Linked DNA regions of Mus musculus: regions 2 and 3 are each linked to region 1. The links are chromatin contacts, found by Hi-C or POLR2A ChIA-PET in ENCODE. All regions are on one chromosome and are shown on one strand. The core of a region is the stretch at or near the end of the contact, and the rest is flanking DNA. Distances in the headings are between cores, read along the strand shown.

Evidence for each region. Hi-C counts contacts between places; a loop is a spot of excess contacts on that map. ChIA-PET counts read pairs that join two places held with the same protein, here RNA polymerase II (POLR2A).
Region 2: POLR2A ChIA-PET joins it to region 1 with 28 read pairs in embryonic stem cell. The contact joins the promoter of 2310069B03Rik here to the promoter of Hk2 in region 1. POLR2A ChIA-PET finds 5 or more read pairs at or near these places in 3 of 5 experiments (Patski and embryonic stem cell).
Region 3: a map of regulatory T cell shows a loop between it and region 1 (3-fold over the local background). The contact joins the promoter of Pole4 here to the promoter of Hk2 in region 1. A Hi-C loop is called at or near these places in 3 of 37 maps with a recorded cell type or tissue (T-helper 2 cell, regulatory T cell and v-Abl transformed pro-B cells). POLR2A ChIA-PET finds 5 or more read pairs at or near these places in 2 of 5 experiments (both embryonic stem cell).

Annotation. Positions count from the first base shown.
Region 1 is chr6:82,772,904-82,775,990 of GRCm38, reverse strand. Hk2 (hexokinase 2) reads left to right here and starts at 1,537. Exons shown (of 18, transcript NM_013820.3): 1 at 1,537-2,073. The coding sequence starts at 2,011.
Region 2 is chr6:82,880,534-82,883,347 of GRCm38, reverse strand. It overlaps 2310069B03Rik (RIKEN cDNA 2310069B03 gene), which reads left to right and starts at 1,495. Exons shown (of 4, transcript NR_040520.1): 1 at 1,495-1,579; 2 at 2,039-2,111.
Region 3 is chr6:82,651,544-82,654,360 of GRCm38, reverse strand. Pole4 (polymerase (DNA-directed), epsilon 4 (p12 subunit)) reads left to right here and starts at 1,496. Exons shown (of 4, transcript NM_025882.3): 1 at 1,496-1,737; 2 at 2,194-2,278. The coding sequence starts at 1,522.

The DNA.
Region 1 (3,087 bases), core at 288-2,787:
AGCAGCTAAGTGAAATTACACAGGCTCTGGTGGAGTCATCGGTGGCCTGGCTATGAGGGTCTGGCCTCTTTGATTTGCTAAGTTAGACTAACTGTTCACTGATGGTGTGAATAGATGTAAGAGCAGGGAGAAAACCATGGATGGTGACGTCATTTGTGGAGACAATTGGTAAAAGGGGGGGGGGTGACCCTGGGAAGTTCAGCCTAGTACATGTTAAGTGTGAGACACTAGTCACCTCCACAGGGATGACAAATGACAGCTGGTTAAGAAAGCCAGAATCCCTGGGGAAAGTCCTCGCTTGTAGATTAGGTTTGTGAGTTACCTGTGTGCGGATGGTGTAACTGCTGACGATGGCGCTAAGAGGGATCACCCAGAGAGGAAATAGATGAACCACATCATAGAAAGTGGAGCAGAGCCTTTTTAGGGCTGGGGTGTACCTCAGTGGGCAGGGTGCTTTTCTAGCACGCACAAAGTCCCATGTTAGATCCCCAGTAGTGGCACATGCCACTCCGGAGGTGGAGAGAGGGCTTGGGGAGTGAGATTATTTGGAAATGGTAGGCTTTATCTTCCTTCCATGTAACTTTCAAACTCCTGGCTTTCCATTCTCCACCAGCACCAACTTCATGTCATCTGAGGTGCTATTTCAATATTGATGGCGTCTACTCATAAATGTCAACTTAGAGTCTGGTGTCAGGCATGAGCTGAGGTCGAGGCGGGCTCTTCTCAGCATCTATAAACCATTTCACACCACTTGAGCCTAGGATCAAGCTGTTACAGGTGCCCTTTCTCCTCCCATCTATCAGTCCCAGCTACAAACAAAGTTTCTCTCCAGCCTTTGCTGGCTTCAAGAAAGGCTGGATAATATACCGGGGGTGGGGGAATTGCATTTCAGAGTAAGATGTGTTCCTGTCTTCATCTACCATTTGTTAGGGGTGTGACCTTGGGCAAAACTCACTAACAGCACAGTGCCTAGTTCCCCAATCTGTAAAACGGGGTTAGTAAAATCCATATGCTATATTGGTGTGATATTAAGAAGGGCTGACTTTTGTAATGGCTTAGCTTCAGGGATCCGCTGACTCGTTGAGCTACAATTAAGATGAGAATCACGGTGCTTCAGACTTGTCACAGGGCAGTGGCAGCCCCTCACATGATCCCCAGATACCAGATTATGGCGTGTGCTGCTACGATCACTTGTCTTTCCAGTCGCCCAACATCTCTTGGGTCCGCGATCACGCGCCCCCCACCCGAAGCTGAGCCTGACGCGGCGGTGGCTCATGCGCCCTGGAGTCCCGAGCTCTAGCCACGGAACACACGTCCCAACTCTGGCGCCCAGCTCCGCCCCTAGCCTCGGGCGCGTCTCTCCCGCCGCCTGCTTGGGTGCTGGAGCAGCCGCGCCCGCGGGCTCTAGGCGCTGATTGGCTGTGGACCGCGGGCGGACAGCCGAAGAGCGCACACACCCTCTTCCCGCAGCCAATGAGCACATCCACGTCACTGTCCGGGGCGGCCCAAAGAGCCGGCAGCCCCTCAATAAGCCACATTGTTGCACCAACTCCAGTGCTGGAGTCTCAGGACACCACAGGCTACCCGGAGTTGTTCTGCTTTGGAGATCCGAGGGCAGGAGCATCACGCCAGTGACTCTGATAGGTGCGATCGCCGGATTGGAACAGAACTGTCATTTTTTTCCGAAGTTGAGCCTTAGTGACCCAGTGAGTGAAGTTAGCGACGGGACGCTAAGCAGCTAGACCGGTCGGCAGGAGTGAGACTTAGGGTACCTTCTAGTAGTTGTGATTAAAAAAATTGAAAAAAAGAAAAAAAAAAACCCTGTTTCTGGAAACTTGAGGCCCTCAGCTGGTGAGCCATCGTGGTTAAGCTTCTTTGTGTGGCTCCTGGAGTCTTCGATCCCAGCCGGACACCCGGGCCTGGTTTCAAAGCGGTCGGACAGCGCTGCCTGCTCCATCGGTAGCGCTCGAGCCTCGGTTTCTCTATTTGGCCCCGACTCGCCGCAACAAGATGATCGCCTCGCATATGATCGCCTGCTTATTCACGGAGCTCAACCAAAACCAAGTGCAGAAGGTAAGTCGGCACGGGCGGGAGCTTCTGGCTCGCTTCGGACCAAGTTGCGTGCTCTCCCGGAATCTGGAGCACGCAGAGGACCTGCTTCCTCCTCCTTCGGGGCTGGAGACGTGGAACCAGTCTGGGTAGCTGGGAAAGTCCTGCGCGCGAGAAGCCACGTCTGCTAGGCACCCTCGTGGCCCGACCGCTCACCATCGATAGTCCCACCTACCCGGGACCTGCGCGCACCCTCCCCACCCTTAGAGCCCCTAATTTCTTGATGGGACGGCCGCCCTGCACGTAGTCTGAGACTGCTGCGCCCACGTGGGAGGAGCCCCCTTCTGCAGCCCCGAGTTCCGGCAGGAGCACGTGGGGAAGAATCCTGCTTAGGGGAGGAGGCGGGGTGGAAGCGTGTAGCAGCTGGGGCCCGGCCCTCTTGAATTTAAGGATGTGTTGAAGAGGCCTTCGGTTCCTCGTGGCGCTCCTTGGGGGTGGATCGGGGGTGGGGTGGGGGAGAGAGCCACCCAGGAAGGAGCGGGAAAGGGCGCAGAAAGACTAGCCTGCCGCGCCCCCTCCCCGGAACTGAACTGCCCGGAACTGAGGCTCGAAAGGGGCGCCCCCTCACAGCAGACCTTCCTGGGGACCGCCCCGCCTCGTCCCCGTGTCTGGCCGCCGAGTTGAGGGCGGATTTTGGATAGTATGTTCTGATTTGGAACTAAAAGTTACACGGAATGGACTCATCTTCCCACCCCACGATCCCCAGAGTTCTTTTTTTTCTTTTTTGTTTTTGTTTTGTTTTCTTGGTTTCTGAAAATGAACCTTTAGTCGCTCTGACCTTCCTGAGCCCACCTCACTCTGCCTTCCCGGCAAACTCCAGTTCTCTCGGCGCGCCATTTACATAAGAAAGCGCCTCCGGCCCTGCTTGGAGCCTCACTCTCCTCTTCGGGCTAGAGAGGTGGGGGTGGACCGGAGCCAGGCCCGGAGCGCTCTAACTCCCAGGAGAATTGAGTTTCTAAAATACCCAGGATTACGGGA
Region 2 (2,814 bases), core at 246-2,745, 110 kb before region 1:
CATATCTCATTTAATCTCATAAATGAGTAAGTATCACTTGGTAAGATTCTCTTATCCCATTTTATTATTTTACTTTTTATCGTTGTTGTATAAGAGAAAGTCTCACTCTGGAGCCCAGGCTGGTCTGAAACTCACTATGTAGCCCCAGGTCGAACTTGTAGCAGTCCTCCTGCCTCAACCTCTCAAGTGCTGGGATTTCATAAACAATCTTCTCAAACCCATCTTGTAGATGAAAACTGAGGCAGAGAGAAAGGAAGTGACTCACCCCAAGTCCCCAAACAGTCCACGCCCAGATGTTCAGGTGCAGAGCACATTTCTTTTTTCAGTTCTAAAGGACTGTGTATACTATCTCAATTAAAGGGAGCCACAGAGGCTGTGGCCATAACTCCGCTAGTAGAATGCCTTCATAGCATGTACCGAGCCCTGGTTTACTATCAGGTGCCACGTAAACTGGCAATGGTGGCATGAACCCCTAATTCCACTCTCAAGGTCAGCTCAAGGTCATCCTTGGCTACATAGTGAATTTGAGGCCAGCCTGGGGTACCTGAGACTCTGTCTCACGAAGACTCTGTTATTTCCAGGTGGCAGGTGTGGAGCTAATGCACACAAAGGTAACTTCAAGATGACAAACTAGCGATAGTTGGTGTTAAGACTCCAACTCAGTGCCCTCCGTGAGCCACCACGCGAATGCTGTCCTTTAAATACTTCTGTAATAGCTGCTTAGGTTTGGAAAGAGTTCCTCGCTCACAGTAAGCTGGTAGAGTAACCAGCTATGCTGTGATGACCCACAAGTGATGTCTACTGGTCATTCTGAGCAATGCAGACAGGGCGGAGCAGGCTGTAATGGAAATCTCAAGGACATTGCTGTAGTAGGGGTAGAAAATCTGTTCTGAATGAGCCGCCCCAACTACAAGCTTTGGTGGCGAATGTTACCTTACACTTCTGAATAGCATTTGTGGTGTAGGAGTTCATCAACAGGAAATGTGGCCAGGCTGATGAACTGAGGCAGGAGAACTGCTGGGAGTTCAAGGCCAGTTTGGACTAAATGGAGAGACTGGGTCAGAAGAGGCATAAGGGGGTTCAAAACAAAGAAGAGGAAGAAGGAAGGAGAGGAGAGGAGAGGAGAGGAGAGGAGAGGAGAGGAGAGGAGAGGAGAGGAGAGGACAGGATAGGACAGGACAGGACAGGACAGGAGAGGACAGGAGAGGACAGGAGAGGAGAGGAAGGCAGGGAAGGAGGGAGGATGGGAGAGAGGTGAGAGAGCTAGATTCTGTCTGTTGACAGCTATTGAGCTATCGTTCTTTTCAGAACAAGCATATCTAAAGGGCAAGCATAAATTGGAATATCTGCTACCCTGCTCTGAGTCCTCCCTCCAGGCCCGATGGCCCAGTCGGCTGCATTGAAGGAAGTGCGCATGGCCAACGCGCGAGGGCGCTCGGGGTTGTGAGTAACTTGAGCATCAGAATACTGAGTCAGAAACTTGTGATACAAAGCCTCACTCTTCTAACCTTCACCAGTTTAGGTCCACTGGAAAGGCCACCGGAGCAGGCTCGGTGGGTCCTGCAGACCTGCAGCGCAGGTTGGGCCCTAGGCCAGTGCGGGAGCAGCATTCTTTGCCCAGCGGGTAGGACGCCTTTGCGGGTGGGTTGGGTGTGGGGGACTGTGAGCAGAGGCTGAGTGATCAATAGCCTGCGTGGTTATGAGGCTCTCTCCTCCGCCCTCCTGCCAGCTCCAGGGCCAGTCCTGCGTGCTTCATAAAATTTTATGTAACCTTGCCAACAGCCACTGAGATCTGAGCATGTCCGCCCTCCGTGCTGCCACTCCTGGGGACCACAAGGTCATCTGCTTGGGACCTCCAAGAGTGGGCTACTGTGGCGTTCCCCTGACTGGCTGGCTGGCCCCTTAGTGCAGGCCCCTGGAGAGGCAGAGAAGATGGTTTGGGGTCCTGGTCTTGAGACTTTTTATTTTAGACCAGGCAGTGTTGATTAATTTGCACCCCACCTTTCCTCCTCAGGGTTCTCTGTTTCTCCCTTTAAAGACAGGATAATCGACGGGCATGGTGGCACACACTTTTGGTCCCAGCACTCTGGAGGCTGAAGCTGAGGATCTATGTGAGTTCGAGGCCAGCCTGGTTGGTCTTCAAAATGAGTTTCAGGACAGCCAGGACTACATAGAAACCCTGTCTCGAAAAACAAAAATAAGCAAGCAAGCAAACAAACAAAAATTAGGCTAATCATAGTTAAAAAGATAACAGATTTTGGTGGGAAGGATGTATGAGCAGTGACCAGGGTCAAGAGCAGTTTGCTGCTCTTCCAGAGGACCTAAGTTCATTTCCCAGCACAGCGCCCTCTCCTGGCCTCCTTACACACCTGCCTATGCACACACATAAATAAAAAAAATTGTATAAAATTTATATAAAAATTTAATAAAAATTTTTAAAAGATACCTGATGCTGAAGAGGTGTCCCTAATGGTAAACACTTGCTGCTCTTGTTGAGGGCCAGAGCTAAGTTCCCAGAACTGTATCAAGTGGCTCACAACGGTCCATATATAAGTGATTCTCAACCTTCCTAATGCTACCACCCTTTAACATGGTTCCTCATGGGGGGTGACCTCCAACCATGAAATTATTTTGTTGCTACTTCATAACTGTAATTTTGCTACTGTTATAGCAAATATCTGCGTTTTCTGGTGGTCTGAAGTGACCTTTATGAAAGGGTCATTCAACTCCCCCAAAGGATGGCCTGTGCAACCCACAGGCTGAGAATCACAGCTCTGTGGTACCTAGTAACTAATGCCTGGTTTCTGAAGGTAC
Region 3 (2,817 bases), core at 247-2,746, 120 kb after region 1:
CATTATGACTAAACATTAATATTTATATAAAGCAATTAACTAGGTACACAGTGTTCTTATTATGCCTTATATTAAAAATTTAGTGTGTGTTGGATGCATTTGTTGGTATAAAGGCCCAAGGTCCACAAGCTCACTGATTTGGTTCGGCTAGCTTAGCTGGCCAAAGAACTTAAGCAATCCTGTTCTCTTAGTGCAGAAGTTACAGGAGTTCTATCACACTAGCCTTTTACTGTGTTCTGGTGATTCGAACTCAGGTCCTTGATGAGCAGCATACACTTTACTGAGTTGTCTCTCTTGCCTATTGCGAATATTTGCCACACTTCCATGCCAGATCTCTGGTTCGGTATGAGAACTCATAGGTAAGAAGAGGCAGGGAGAGGCTTCTTGGAGATCCTTTGCAGAGGCCGGCGAGGTCAAAGCGATTTTCTGTTTTAAAGATAGGGCCTTACTATGTCGTCCTCGCTGGCTTGGGAACTCCCTCTGTACACCAGGCTGGTTTCAAAGAGCATGATGTGCTTTTGCTACTTGAGTGCTTATATTAAAGGCGTGCACCACCACACCTGGTAAAAGTTATCTTAATCTTAGTCATTCTCATTCTCTCAAGAAGGTGCAGTGGAATTTTCCATAACTATGCAAAAAAACAGATAGTAAAATGTTGAGAAGCAGCTAGACGATCAAATTGTTTTCTAAAGGAGACATTAATTTTTTTCTCATCAATTTTTGTTTTTGTTTTGTTTTGTTGGTTTTGGTTTTTTCGAGACAGGGTTTCTCTGTGTAGCCCTGGCTGTCCTCGAACTCACTTTGTGGACCAGGCTGGCCTCGAACTCAGAAATCCGCCTGCCTCTGCCTCCCAAGTGCTGGGATTAAAGGCGTGTGCCATCACCGCCCCGCCAATTTTTGTTTTTGAAAAGTTACTTGTCATGATAATGTTTTGCCAACACTACATACTAGTATTTTAAAACATAAACCCTATGCAATTAATGTTCCTAGAGAACACAGTTTTTAGTTTTGTTGTTTTGAGTAAGGAGATCAGTGTTCTGAGCTAACCCTTGTTTGACCAACCACAGACAAAACTTGCTCTCCGTGTCTGCACGCCTTTTTTGCAGTGGTTTCCTCCCACTAAACCGCACTTCCAATTCTGCCCGTCAAACGTCCCATTCCACCTAAAACATGATCCCCGGCGCTGGCCCGGGTCTGTCGCTGCGCGGGGCAGCGTTGTGGGGACACCCACGGGTTCCCCTCCTGTTGGCCTAGAGGTTAAACTCAGCACCTACTGAGGCTCTAGAGAAGCATCCGGACTTCCGGCTCAGCTAGGCCACGCCCGGCCGCTTCCAGGCTGTGGCCGCCCGGAAGAGTACATCAGACCCCGGAGTCAGAGGGGGCGGTTCTGGCGCGCCACGCCTAGTGAGGGTGGGGCCACGCCCACACGGAGAGGCGTGGTCTCTACCCGGCGCGGGAAAGGGGCCGAAATCGCGTGCGCGCGCTCAGTCAGCGACCGCGCGCCACACGTTTCGGGAGGGGATGGCGGCAGCGGCGGCTGCTGGGAGCGGGACGCCCAGAGAGGAAGAGGCTCCCGGAGGGGAGGCAGCGGCTTCGCAGGCCCAAGCCCCGACGAGTGCACCCGGGGGAGTTCGCCTCTCGAGGCTGCCTCTGGCGAGAGTAAAGGCCTTGGTGAAGGCAGACCCTGACGTAACGCTGGCGGGACAGGAAGCCATCTTTATCCTGGCGCGTGCCGCGGTGCGACGGGGAAGCAAGGGCGCCTGGGTCGGGGAAAGGGGCGTGGCATCTAGGGGGCGTGGCGCTAGGGGGCGTGGCGGGCCCTGGTACGCCGACCTGACTTGACTGAGACCTAGGAAGGCCTCTGTGGGCCCCGTTTGAGTTGGTTAGCCACTCTCCTCTTCACGAGGACCCACGCAAATTTAGTTTGCATGGCTCCCACGGCTCACACAGAACTTGAAGGGGATCCTAATGAATGAGTAGGGTGGATTTGGAGATATTAGAGCAGGGGGATTGGAGCTATGGAGAGGGATAGCAGAAGTATTTTCATAAGTTCAGTACAATGGTAGCTTCTAGAACTTTCCTGTGTGGTAGAGTTCCCCCTTTACCCTTCTTGTCCACGTCTACACAGGATTGCTCATCTCAGTGGGCTAGAGTCCACTAATCTCTGCTTGCTTTTTTTTTTTTTTGTTGCAGGAACTGTTCGTGGAGACTATCGCAAAAGATGCCTACTGCTGTGCTCAACAAGGAAAGAGGAAAACTCTCCAGAGGAGAGATTTGGGTAGAGTCGCTGTGGTACCCCAGGGTGGACAGGGGAGCTATGGGCTGGGCTTTCTTATAGCTGTTTCACAAGGCATCATTGAAGCAAGGGGAAATTTGGCTTTTGGTTTATTTGTCTACCTGGTAACCCTTCCACATGTGTAAGCCTTTAGAGACTGTACCTCTCATTCCCTTCTATGCTGCCAAACTCTTTTTCTAGTATCTTTTTTTTTTGTTTTTGTTTTTCGAGACAGGGTTTCTCTGCAGCCCTGGCTGTCCTGGAACTCACTCTGTAGACCAGGCTGGCCTCGAACTCAGAAATTCACCTGCCTCAGTCTCCCAAGTGCTGGGATTAAAGGCGTGCACCACCACGCCCGGCCTTGTTCTAGTGTCTTTAGAGTAGAGAGAAAAGTGAATTTTGGAATAAGACAGGATTGTAGGATGCCTTGAACAGCATTTTCGCTGGCTTTTGAGGTGAGACAGTTAAAAGAATAGTGAGTGTAAAGATGGATCTTAGGACCTCTGGGTTACAGTTTGTAAGTGATGTCATTTGCATAAAAT